Regions from separate parts of the Mus musculus genome. Here regions 2, 3 and 4 are each linked to region 1. A link is a loop called in an ENCODE intact Hi-C map of the cell type or tissue named here. Cell type or tissue: left cerebral cortex. All regions are shown on one strand. Links, peaks and the distances in the headings refer to the core of each region. The heading gives the core; the rest is flanking DNA. Region 1 overlaps Grik3 (glutamate receptor, ionotropic, kainate 3). Region 2 overlaps Gm32611 (a long non-coding RNA gene). Region 3 overlaps Grik3 (glutamate receptor, ionotropic, kainate 3). Region 4 overlaps Grik3 (glutamate receptor, ionotropic, kainate 3).

Region 1 (2,500 bases), core at 1-2,500:
GGCTGTCAGTGGGGACTCTTTACTAGAGCTGCCTCTGCCAGCCTCCAACAGGGATTTCTCTCAATAAGGACCCTGTTCAAGTCCAGGTAAGGTATCTCGTGGGGAGGCCTTACTCACTGGGCATAGAACCTGTGGCCCCGGGAGGCCCTGTGTGTGGGTGCATCAACCAGGAGAGGGCAAGGAGAGGCTGTCTCCGCCCTCACAGGCCAGGGATGACCAAGCCAGGATTGTGTCTCCATCCCTCTGCTCCCCTGAGGAAACATCACCTTCCCAGGTTCCGTGAAATGACTCTGGGGACTGTGTGCAAAGAGGAGGGTGGAAGAACTCAAGATCCCGTGTCTGCACTGCACCCCTCTCCCCGTGCCCCGCTCGCTCACCCATGGGTGTGCCGATGCCATAGCCCTTGGAGTCGATGAGGCCACCGATCTGGGTGAGGTTGCAGTTCCTCTGTGTGATGTACTCTATGGTAGTGGACTCCATGAGCAGGGCGTAGTCAGCTGTGAGCGTCCGCTGGATGCCCTCCTCGTTGTTCTTCACCAGAGCCGAGGGCTTGCTGCTCATGAAGGCCCACATCTTCTCAAAGGTGGAGATCTTGGATTTCTGGGTGGCAAAGGGATGTGAATATTTAAACCAAAGCAAACAGAACCCCCCTCCCCCCCCATGCTCCACTCCCTTCAGTCACTCAGCATGGCTCCAACTCTGCATATATCCAACTCTGGGTATAATCTGTAGGGTTAGGGAACACTGCCACTGCACGGGTATAGAAACCGAGGCCCAAGACATGAGGTGTTGCTGGGCACAGTTCGCTGAGGTCCAAAATCTGGCCCACTCCCTGGTAGCCCTGGATTTTTGCCATAGCACAGTCTTTGGAACTAATTAATTAAACTCTGAGAGAGGTTTGAGGCTAGCCCAGGCTGGCCTCAAACTCGTTAGGTAGCTGAGGATGACTTTAGACTTCTGACCCCTGCCTCTGCCTTCCAAGTGCTGGGATTATATAACCCAGGTGGGTCACCACATCCGGGTTATATGATGCTTGGGGTTGAACAGGGTTTCATGTACATGAGAGGCAGATGCTCTGCCGACCTAGCTAAAGTCTCCTGTCTCTGACTGACTTCCTCAAAATCAGTTTTCTCCAAAACCTGTTAGGGAATTAACAAGCAGAGGTCTTGTTCTAAGGGCCTTAGCTGTAGGAACTCACTCGCCGAAATCACAGGAAGTACGTGTTATCAGCCCGTTTTGCAGACGGGGAAGCTGAAACACTGTTAAGCAATTCACCCAAGGCTATCCAGAGATGAAATGGTAGAGGCAGGCTTCAAATCCAGACTCTTTGGAGACAATCCAAGTGCCTACCCACACAGCTGCATTGTATCCGAGTAACCACTAGGGGGCACAAGTGAAGGTAAAGCTCGGTGGACTTTGTCTCCCCACTTCACTCCAAAGCTGTGCCCCCCTTTTGTGCACTCTATGTCAGGAGAGGAGTTGAGTATGGTTCTGGTCTGTTCTCAGTCCTGAGAGAGGCCCAGTGGGAACTGCAAGCAGAGAAAAGGGTGAGGCTCCTGGGAGTAGTGGACTGCAGGTCCCTGTGCCGGCTTCATGCCTGAGACCATAGGTGGGGTGGCAGCCTGTTGGGTGGGCTGCTGTGCCTGCCCCGGTTGTGTTATGTGTGCATGAGCCACCCTGGGAACTTGATGTATGCCAGCTGCCTGGTCCCAACAGAGACCAGCCCTGCCTTAGTCCTGGGGGAAGAGGTGGCTCTGAGAGCCCCTATTGTATCGGCTGTTTCCTACTCTGGAAGTGGCTTTCTGTGATGTCAGCCTGTATGATTGGCACCCAGCCCAGCTCTGATACACGTGACAAGATGGGTGCCCTCCCACAGGCTGGCACAGGCCTGGGGGAAGGGCAGGGAATCAGGCCATGGCTGCCAGAGGCGGGCAGGAAGCCCGAGAGGAACATGTATTTTCTTCTCTCTGGGTGCTTCTGGGCTCTGGCATGGGATAGGCCCTCTGAAACTGGTGGCCGATGTCCACAGCACGGTCCAGGGACGGAGCACAGCACAGGAATGAATATCAGAGCAGCATGGAGTCACTGAGTACTTTCAGGGCGTGGAACCTTTCACAGAGCTGTTGTTCCCTGCCTGCAAACTCACGTGCCTCAAAGCCGGTGCACAAAGGGTTCTGATGGCCCTGGCTCTCTAGGCTTCACCCAACCACTTTTGTAGGCAGCCATTGCTGCTCTCAGCGGCCCTACCCCCACAGCCACCTGCCTTCTGCCCAACTTTGTAGCCAGCCACCTTCCAGCTCTCTTTCTACCTCAGCTCCTCCCCAAGTGCTCCCCCGCCAACACCTCTTCCCTCAGAGATGGTTCTCATCCCTGGTTTTTCGGATGCTCCAGATGTTTCTCATTTTCCAGATAATTTCTGATATGCAGATTCTCCTCCGCCAGCTCCTTTGGCCCCTCTTCCTGCTTGGCAAGCTCCTATCCTTAGCACTACCCAATTTCT
Region 2 (4,480 bases), core at 1,092-3,591, 540 kb after region 1:
GTGAGCTCAGACCCTCCCCCATGTGGCCTGGTGCTGAGGTCCCATCCCAAGCCACATGTCCAGGGTGTGGGGTCTGCACGTGCCTCACAGAAAGGCACATTGGCTTCTCTCACAGAAAGAACCAACATCCTCAACCCAGACCATGCCCAACAGGGTCCTGTCTGTGGACATGCTGTCTGTGGACATGCTGTCTGTGGACATGGCTGTGTAAGCTACCTCCATTCTAAATGAAGGTCAAAGCTGTGTTAGTTATGTTTCTCCTTGCTAGACTAACACACCTCACCAGCAGCAACTTACAGGACGCAGGGGTTATCCTTGCATACTGTAAGGGGTCATGTCCCATTATGGTGGCTAGGCCATGAAGTGGCTGGTCACATGATATTCAAAATCATGATGCAAAGAGATTTGTGCGGCCCAGATTGCCTTCTCTGTAACTATGTGACCGTGTGATGGCTGGACCATGTGCATATGGTCTCATGGGCCAGAAAAAAAAAAAAATGGTAGTGGGCTCCCCGAAGCTAGGAGTACAGGCTGTTATGGGCTGTTCCGTGTGGGTGCTAGAAAAGAAACCCAGGTTGTCTACAAGAACAGTGTGCTTTCTTAACCAATGGGCCATGTCTCCAGCCCAACTACACACACACACACACACATTCAGGGAGGACCTTCCCTGCTCAGTGAACACCCTTCCAGACACACCCAAAAGTGTGTCTCCTATGTGATTCCACTTCCCACCACGGTGACAATAAAGATGGCTCACTCTTCATCGGGTCTGAACTCTCGTCTCAAAGAGAATCAAATAAAACAACCAACCAGTAAGCACACACACCATTTTCACCAACAGAACTGGTCTGTCCAGGAGTTCTCTGTCCCCATCCAGCGTTAGGACCTCCCATATCCTTTTCAACATGGTGGGCCTGACCTGCTGGGTGGGTATCCAGTGCCCAGTGCCAGCTGCATCCGCTATGAGGAGGTTGCTACTAGCAAGGCCAGCTGCCAACCTGGAGCCTGGCTGAAAGAATCCGGCCCCAAGGGTTGTGGGTTTTTCTAAGCCCACACTTGACTCTGTCCGCACAGATCCAGTCTGTGTGTGTGGTCTGTGGGGAGGCTGCACCAGGGAGGCGTATCGATCAGGCTGGTCGGGAGAAGAAAGGAAAAAGACCTTCAAACAGCAAAGCTTCACGCCTGCAGAGGCTTGAAAAGACCCATGGAAACGGGGCATGCAGGTTTCCACCCCTGAGGTAGCCACACACTGTGGGTCGTGTGAGCCAGGGAAAAAGCACAGCTCTCTCTCTCTCTCTCTCTCTCTCTCTGTGTGTGTGTGTGTGTGTGTGTGTGTGTGTGCACGCGCGCACGTGCGCACACACCCGTATTTGTACAGGAGTTGTTTAGCAGCTCTTGAGTATGAATAACTCTCCTATACCAGCATGCATATGTAGCACCTGTACTGGCCAGAGAAATGTGTGTGCAGGCACGTAGTCACCCTGAACTCTCAAAGCATGCCTGTGCACACATGCTCAAGAACGCATGTATTCTACCTACCTGCCCTCTGAGAACTTCCCCCTCCGAGGGTGGGAGCAAGCACCTTTGTCCACTGTCAATTTTGTCACCTCTCACCCTTGAAACCAACCCTAACCAAAGGAACTCCCAGGACTGTCCCCCCCATCCGGGACTTCCCTCTCAGGAAGAAAAAGGTAGCCAGGACTGTGTTTATTCAATCTCAGATCCTGGCGACCAGATCTGCTAAGTATGTCAGAGGAGATTTTTTTGTAATTGCGGTTCCTGGGCCCCGCCCCCAGAGACTAATTGACAGCAATCTGAGGAAGGCACAGGCTCTGGAGATTTTTAGCACTGCGGGAGTGATTTTAACATGGTCCCAGGACTGAGAATGACTAAAGGCCCCTGCTCTTGTGGGCGTCCTTGCGCTCTAGCGGGACTGTTCCTGAGATGTGACGGTGGCGCTCCAGTCTGAAAACCTGAACACCGGCGTCTGAGCTCTCCTGCCTAGACTCTTCCCTAGGTAGGAGCTCAGCAAAGCTGACACACATCCACGCGCCGCGGCTGCCCCCTTCTGGACGGAGCCTGCAGCGCTCAGCTGCTGCGTGACCTGCAAGCTGGGTGCTACAGTCCCTTAGGGAAGGCCTTAGTAGGGCTTTGGTGGCATGCCCAGCTACTCAGGAGCTGAGACAGGAGGATTACTTGAGCCCAGGAATTGTGAGGCCAACTTGGGTAACATAGGGAGATGTTTTTTGTTTTTTGGTTTTTTTTTTTTTTGAAGAGACCAGCTGGGCACTAGAGCTCCTGCCTGTAACCCCAGCACTTAGGAGAGGAACAGAGAATCCAGGAGTTAAGGGGCCAACAAGGACTTCATAGTGAGTTCCAAGTCACCTAAAAAAAAAAAAACTGTCTTCAAAACAAAGGTCTAGGCCCAGCCTAGTGGCCTACTCAGGAGCAGGGGCAGGCAGACCTCTGTGAATTTGAGGCCAGCCTGTTCTACATAATGAGTTCCAAGACAGCCAAGGCTATAGAGTGAGATCCTGCCTTGCAAAACAAAACTTAAGCTGGGCAGTGGTGGTGCATGCCTTTAATCCCAGCACTTGGGAAGCAGAGGCAGGTGGATCTCGGTGTTCAAGGCCAGCCTGGTCTATAGAGTGAGTTCTAGCCAGGCTATACAGAGAAAGCCTGTCAAAAAAACAAAACAAAACAAAATAACAAAAACAAACAAACAAACACACCCTTTTTAAACAAAGGTAGGGGGGACTTCACACCTCTGCACCCTTCAGCCAATTGTGGTCTCCCCAGCCTTCCAGAAAGTCCTCTCCACCAGCCACCATCCTCCTCATGCCTTCCCTTCCTGATGTACCCAGTCCCTATACTAAGTCTCCCCTGTCACACTGGAAGTCCCCAGGGCAAAGGGAACAGGCCTGGGGTCCGCAGGGGCCTGTAGAATACAGGAAGCCTTCTCCAGTGGCTCCCTACCACTCTGGCTCTGTGTGAGCCAAGGCAGAGCTTCTCGCTCATACTCAAGCCCTGGGGCAAGGGGATCCTCCGTAAACTGCCAGGGGCACTCATCACGCTAGATGCCAGGTACACATTTTGTTCCGAGCATTTCACTAGTAATAAATCCCTTCATTTGTACCTAATTATCCTTATTTTGTTTTAGAATCTAGAAAACCAAGGCCCAGAGAGGTTCAGTGAGACCCAAAGAAACACACAGCGGGGTCAACTCAGAGCTGAGACTCAACCCGAGGGTTGGCTCAGGAAACCATACTTTTAACCACCCTTCCTTCTTAGGGGAGGAGAACCATTGGAGATCTATGTCCCCACTGGCCCAGGCTGGCTCCCCAATCCCTTCCCAGCAGAAATCGGCCTGGAGTCTCTGCCCGGCTGGCAGCTCAGGGGCTGTGTCGTCTCTTGCTTCCTTCTTAATTTTTCTGACAAGAGCAGCTGCCACGGCAGCTGACAGCCAGCCTGTCGGATGGAATGGGAAGGCGGGCCCAGACCTCGTTTGTCTGGTGGAAAAATGGATTTGGACAAGGGGACGGCTGAGCTTCAGGAGACAGGGGAGCACCCATGGGTGACCGGTACAGATGGGATCCCAGAAGGCTGGGGTGGGTACAGGCACGGGGCAGGAAGCCCTGGATGCTGGTGGAGGTCTGCGTAAGCCCCGCCCCCTGGATGCCGGAGAAAGCCTCGCTCCATCAGCTTCCCTTCCCCTCTCCCCATCTCCCTTCCCTCCAGTCTCTAATCAACTTCCTGGCACTGGGCCTGCATCAGTTTCTGGGGACAGAAGGCCGAGACAGGTCCATCACTGTCCTCAAGGACATCCAGGCTAGGGAAACTGCCAGGGAGACTCAACGATCCTGCAATGGTGCAGACACTCAAGGCCATCTGTTGGGGAGTAGCCTTTACCACGGACGATCCATGCCAACCACTCGGGCACCTATATCCTTCCTTCCCCCTTATGGTGTGGTGCTAACGTTCTTGCTTCCACAGTGTTTGAGCGCTTAAATGAATTAACCCGTGTGGTACACTGTAAAGTAGCACCTGGCCTATGACCAGTGCCTTCTCCCATTCACATCACCCAGGAGCAGACAATGCTATCTCCAGGGACCCTGCCCCCACCCGACTCCCCTTATTCATTTGTCCCACCTTAGACTCAGACCCTGAAGAACCCCTGAGGTCTAAGCTCCAGCCTACCTGAAACAAGGCCCTCTTTACCATTCACAGCAGATGAGAGAGTCACCACGTGTGATATGGCCACACTGTTCAGGTCCCTTCTGTCTGAGCTCACCCTAGTAGGGCAAAGGGCTTAGAAGAGGTAAGATTTCTTCTTGGGGTGAGTCAGCTTTTTGCCCCATGCCTGGTGTGTCAGCCTCACCAGTCATTCAAGTCTGGAGTGCAAGAAGCAAGCTCTACCACAGAAAGTTGCTCTAACTATGCTTGGACAGTTCCTCCTTAGAGCAGGCCTCTGTCTCTCCAG
Region 3 (2,500 bases), core at 1-2,500, 78 kb after region 1:
ATACCTTGGAGGCCTCTGACCATAGGTACACTCGTGTATGTGTGTGTGTGTGTGTGTGACAACAGGGAAAGTCCTTGTGTGAGTCAGGCCCTGCCCTGATGGCCTAGTGGGTAGAAAAGAGGAGCCAAGTGTACCTAGAGCCAAGTCCCACTTTTTAGAGTGTCAGACACAATCCTAAGCATTGAACAGAGCCGCTGCTTTCACATCGTAGGGAACCGAGGCATTTTTTTCCAACATAGCTGAGGTAGTAGTTGCTGGGAAACCAGCTTGGGCAGCCTGGCTCTACAGCCACACTCTGCAGACTTCCTGCGCTCAAAAGTTAACCAGAATGGGGCTTTGGAAAACACAGCCACGAACAGGTAACATCGTGGCCTCTCTGCCCCTGGCAGCCCAGGAGATTACATGAAGAGAAATCGGAAACTCTTCAGAGAGCTGGGTGAGTCTCAGCCAGCAGAACAAACGTGGATGATGCTGGCCCTAAACTCAGTTTACAGGGGTCCTAGCCCTAAACTCAGTTTACAGGGGTCCTAGACAATGTTTTCTTAGGTTCTCATGGTTCATCAATTCATTCAGCAACCACTTTACTGAGCAGTAACTATCGTCCCTGACCCCTCAGGTGCCCCAGGAATAGATCAAATACCCAAAGAGAGTGTCCCCTTCAACAACTCGAGGGAGAAGAGAAAGTGCATTAAAACACAACGATTTAACTAAAAATTGTGATATGAGCTTTGATGGGCTATGATATCATATTTCGGAAAAGATGACCTAGTCATTTTGGAAATGAGATTCCTTAGGCTTGAGATCTTTAAATGGTTACATGGAAATCGAAGGTTCTATGGAAGCTATTTCCAGTTATCTAAGCCTTTAAGTTGAATTTGAATTAAATATATATGTAAAAATATAGTTCAGATATGCAGTCTCCCTCAGGATCTGCAGGGAATTGGTTCCAGGACCCCCTGCAGATAGCAGACTGGCAGATGCTGGGTCCCTGGCACAGAGGGGCTTGGTATTTGCATATCTTCCTCACTCTGTGCCTTATGCTCTATAGTCTCAAGACGCCTCTTCCCACAATGCAATGCAAATGCTATGTAAATAGGTGCTGTGCTTATTGTTTAGGGAAAACGACACAGAAAAGTCTATATATGTTTAGGACAGAAGCAACTGGGTTTTTCTCTTTCTTTTTCTCTTTCTTTTCTTTTTTCTTCTCCTGAGTATTTTTGGTCCCTGGTTGTAGAGTCCATGAGCCTGGCGGGCTCACTGTGTGTATGAACACACGAGTGGGTGTGTGTATAGGATCTGTCATTTAAAAGACACAAAAATGGGGCTGGAGAGATGGCTCAACAATTAAGAGCACTGGCTCTTCCAGCCAAGGAGCCGGGCTCAGTTCCCAGCACTCTCACAATCAAACCCGCTTTCCAGGGGGATCTGACGCCCTCTTGTGGCTTCTGCAGGCACTGCATGCATGCGGTGCCCAAACCCACACACAGGTAAACACTCATACACAAAAAACAAAAATAAAATAAATCATCTAAAAAAGATAGCAACAAGCCAGGCAGTGGTAGTGCACCCCTTTAATCCCAGCACTTAGGAGGCAGAGACAGGCGGATCTGTGGGTTTGAGGCCAGCCTGGGCTACATGGTGAGTTCTAGGACAGCCAGAGTTACACAGACAATTCCTGTCTTGAAAAACAAAAAGACAAAAAACAAAACAACAACAACAACAAAAATAGTAACAAAAAACCCATTGTGCACTTGGGTGTGCTGGGTAGCACACGGGAAACTGGCTGTTCACCCAGGCACTGAGAAGTCAGGCACTGTGGCGTATGTTTGAAGACCCATGGGCAATGGAATTTCCCTCTTTTAAGTATAAATATGTCTGCTAATTAGCAAAGATATGGGGAATATCTGGTTTTAGTCTTTTTTTTTTTTAAGGATTTAGGTGAGGTACAACTTTGACTAGACTCACCACAACTTGTGTTGTGAGTCAGGTCTTTCTAGTGACTCAGAAACAGACAACAGAAAGTTCACACTTATATGAACACAGGGCCCGGTGTCAGACTTCAGGGCTTCTCTGTAGGTTCTGGGGTCAAGATGTTGCGGGCACTGAGCAGCACGCTGTGCTTATAAAGTCTTTTTACGGCAGGCAGATGGTGTGCTCTGGGGCTAATACAGTCTCTGCTTTATATGTATGCTACCTATTGCTACTCGAGTAGGATGCCAACGAAAGATGCAATAAGACCCGTAGCAAGGTGACTACGGTTAATATGATGTGTTGCACGCATGTTTTCAGTGTTCTTACCTGAAAGAAATGATAAATGATAAAGATAAATGCTAGATGTGGTGGATGGGCGAGGTCCTCCAATTAGAGCAATCCACAAGTCACACATGTATCCAAACAGCACATCCTATAGCATACATAGTTATAATATTTGTCCACTGATAGGGATAATAGAAAAGAAAAATCAAGTTTGAAAATGTTCCCTTTGGTTCAAAGGTCCTGG
Region 4 (2,500 bases), core at 1-2,500, 58 kb after region 1:
CTTCCTCTGCCCTGCCCTACCTGCCAGAGCTTCTCATTCTACGCTGGATGCTTTTGGATATATCCCAGCCACTAGACCGGGTTAGCTCAAAGTGTCTGCGCTGTTCTCTGAGACTCAGAGAAGCAGCAGTCCTTCCTGGAAGTGCCCCTTGGTCGCTCCTTTACATAGACACAAGTCTATCAATGATCCAGCTCTGGTTCTGGGACCCCAGGCTTTCCTCCTAACAGGCAGCGACTGTTAAGGTCTGGGGTCTGACATCCTTATGAACTCTTAGGCACTTTTGAGCCCCTCTTGTGACAACATGGGGTTTCTAAGCATTCTTGACCCCGGTTGTGGAAAGAAGTGTCAGTTAGGCTAGCAACGTCCTGACTGTTTCAATGTTTACCGTCTCCTTGGAGGAGGCTCTCTGTGAGGATGTGAGTTGGGAGTAGGCCGGTGAGTTGCCTGGGAAGAAGGGTGAGCCACTGATAGAAGTCTGCTTCTAGACCCAGGCCTAAGAGCCCCTTCCAGGAAGGCCTGGAGAGTGAGGCAGATTGTCGATTTGCAGTGTGTATGTAAGTTTGGGGCTGGAGTTGAGCTGCTGGGACCATGCCTAATGCTCACCCATCTCAGTGTGAGGCTCTGCCAAGACTTGACAGAGGCTCAATTAGTAGCCTTCCCAGGGCCTCTGACTCAGTATGAAGGATGGCATCTCTGCTTTGGTGGGGAGCAGTGGTTCTCAACCTGTGTGTCAAGACCCCCTTGGGGATGCCATGTCAGATATCATGTATATCAGATATTTATATTATGATTCAAACAGTAGCAAAATAAGTTATGATGTAGCAATGAAATAATTCTATGGTTGGGGGTCACCACATCATGAGGAACTGTACTGAAGGGTCGCAGCATTAGATGGAGAACCACTGATGGGGAGGCTCACGTGCTAGAGAGGCTGCTCTGCCTGGTGCCTAGCTGCAATGGGGGCATGGGATTGCTTTTTTTCAGGGCTGTGACAAAATCCCTGACAGACAAGTTCAAGCAAATAAAGGCTTATTCTAGCTTTGGGTTTCAGAGACTTGGATCCTATCATAGTCAGGGGAAGGGAGAGTAAGCAGTGGACACTGGAGAGGTGGGAATGTGTTGAAATAAGTGTTCCTATGATGGTGGAGCAGGAAGCAGGAAGTGTGGCAGGAACCAGGGGCTGTGTGTAACCCTGAAGGACCTAGTTACAGCAGCTGGCCCTATCTCCTAAGGTCCTCCAAAATTACTGCCACCAGCTATGGAACAAGTATCCAAAGCAGGAGCTGAGGCCACGGGGGACAGTCTAGATGTAAGTTCTAGTGGGTGGCAGGGCATGGAGTCACTCCCTCCAAGTCAGACTCCCGTCTGGGCTTCTCTATGACGTGCGTTTCCTATGCCCAGTGGCACAGAGCACCCCCATCCCTGGGGTATGAGGGCAGTGGCATGGAGGAGCTGGAGAAGAGGCCTCTTTGTTCAGCTCTTGTTTTCGTGTTTTTTTGTTCAAACTGCCCCGGGGCCAAGACCCTAAGTGCTCAACACGGTGAACTGTGGGCAACTCTGCAGCTTGGCAAAAAGTTGCATTTCCGATGCCAAATGTTGACACACTGAATTCACTGTCGACTGGGGACCTTTTAGAAACATTCAGCATAACATAATAGACTAATTCATTAGCACCCCATGGGTCTGAATGGGGAGAAGCCGATGCTCGGGAAACATGGCCTCAAGGAACGACAGATGAAAATATCTTTCCCATGATGTAACTGTTATTGCCGGGAAGTGGCATTAATTGTGATTGCTTATCTATTAATTTATTATAATTCCCTCTCTCTCTTTCACCTCCAGGCTCTTACCTCCTCATGCCATGCACCGGGGGCTCAGCCGTGGCTGATTAGCACAGGGTTATCTGGGAAGGGCTCAAAGCTGCCTGGCATCGGTAATGGCGGCTGGGGTGATTAAAATGTCTTCTGCGTGGGAGAAGTGACTTTGGAGAGGTTTTTCGAGGGGGGAAAGGTTGATGATGCGCCTTTCCTAAGATAAAATGCCAAATACCATTGCCCTCCCCAGTGTAGCCACCACTGACCAATGGGCATGAAAAGGGGGAGTCACGAGGCAGAGCCCTGAGCCAACAGGGCTGGAAGGAAGACCCTCAAGCTGGCAATGGGCTGTGATCAGGGAAGAGGACCTAGGGGGACACAGCGGATGCCCTGACACATGGGGGCAGTGTCCTGGGATTGCCGTGGAAGACCCATGATACACAGCCCCCCCACCCCCATAAAGCTGTCTGCTCGTATTGTGGAGGACACATATCCCTGGAAGAGCCTGGTCTCCTGTGCTCAGAAAGGGGTGGGAGGAAGAACAGTGCCCTGGAGTGGCCACAGGGCAAGACCCAGAGTTAAGAGCCTAAGCCTTTATCAATGATCTGTTCTGAGTTCTGGGCAAGACATGTGATGTCCCAGATGCCATTTTTCGATCATTTGGTGCAGAGCAGATAGCACACTCT

What was found. A loop is a pair of places that touch in the nucleus more often than their neighbours do. Peaks named below come from ENCODE experiments on the same cell type or tissue, not always from the same donor. Only the 100,000 strongest peaks of a DNase experiment are listed, where the experiment ranks them.
Region 2: it touches region 1 in a loop (2.7-fold over the local background); 3 of 42 quality-filtered maps call a loop at or near these places.
Region 3: it touches region 1 in a loop (2.2-fold over the local background); 3 of 42 quality-filtered maps call a loop at or near these places.
Region 4: a loop joins it to region 1, with 2.1 times the contacts of the local background. A loop is called at or near these places in 4 of 42 quality-filtered maps.

What each region holds. Positions count from the first base shown.
Region 1 is chr4:125,702,433-125,704,932 of GRCm38, reverse strand. It overlaps Grik3 (glutamate receptor, ionotropic, kainate 3), which reads right to left. Exons shown (of 16, transcript NM_001081097.3): 14 at 378-600. Among named protein-coding and RNA genes, the nearest start is that of Gm40249, 130 kb to the left of the region's middle. In left cerebral cortex, for the core only: a CTCF peak has its summit at 1,381 (motif pointing right); DNase peaks (open chromatin) are centred at 1,394, 1,848 and 2,269; H3K27ac peaks cover 1,129 bases.
Region 2 is chr4:125,158,093-125,162,572 of GRCm38, reverse strand. The region is part of intron 2 of Gm32611 (a long non-coding RNA gene); the gene reads right to left. All of the region lies in intron 2 of Gm40245 (a long non-coding RNA gene), which reads right to left. Among named protein-coding and RNA genes, the nearest start is that of Gm40245, 10 kb to the right of the region's middle. In left cerebral cortex, for the core only: a CTCF peak has its summit at 2,075 (motif pointing left); a DNase peak (open chromatin) is centred at 2,053; H3K4me3 peaks cover 202 bases.
Region 3 is chr4:125,623,981-125,626,480 of GRCm38, reverse strand. The region is part of intron 2 of Grik3 (glutamate receptor, ionotropic, kainate 3); the gene reads right to left. Among named protein-coding and RNA genes, the nearest start is that of Gm32807, 65 kb to the right of the region's middle. In left cerebral cortex, for the core only: a CTCF peak has its summit at 1,445 (motif pointing left); no DNase peak of the experiment used is centred there.
Region 4 is chr4:125,644,408-125,646,907 of GRCm38, reverse strand. All of the region lies in intron 5 of Grik3 (glutamate receptor, ionotropic, kainate 3), which reads right to left. Among named protein-coding and RNA genes, the nearest start is that of Gm32807, 85 kb to the right of the region's middle. In left cerebral cortex, for the core only: no CTCF peak of the experiment used is centred there; a DNase peak (open chromatin) is centred at 1,556; H3K27ac peaks cover 368 bases.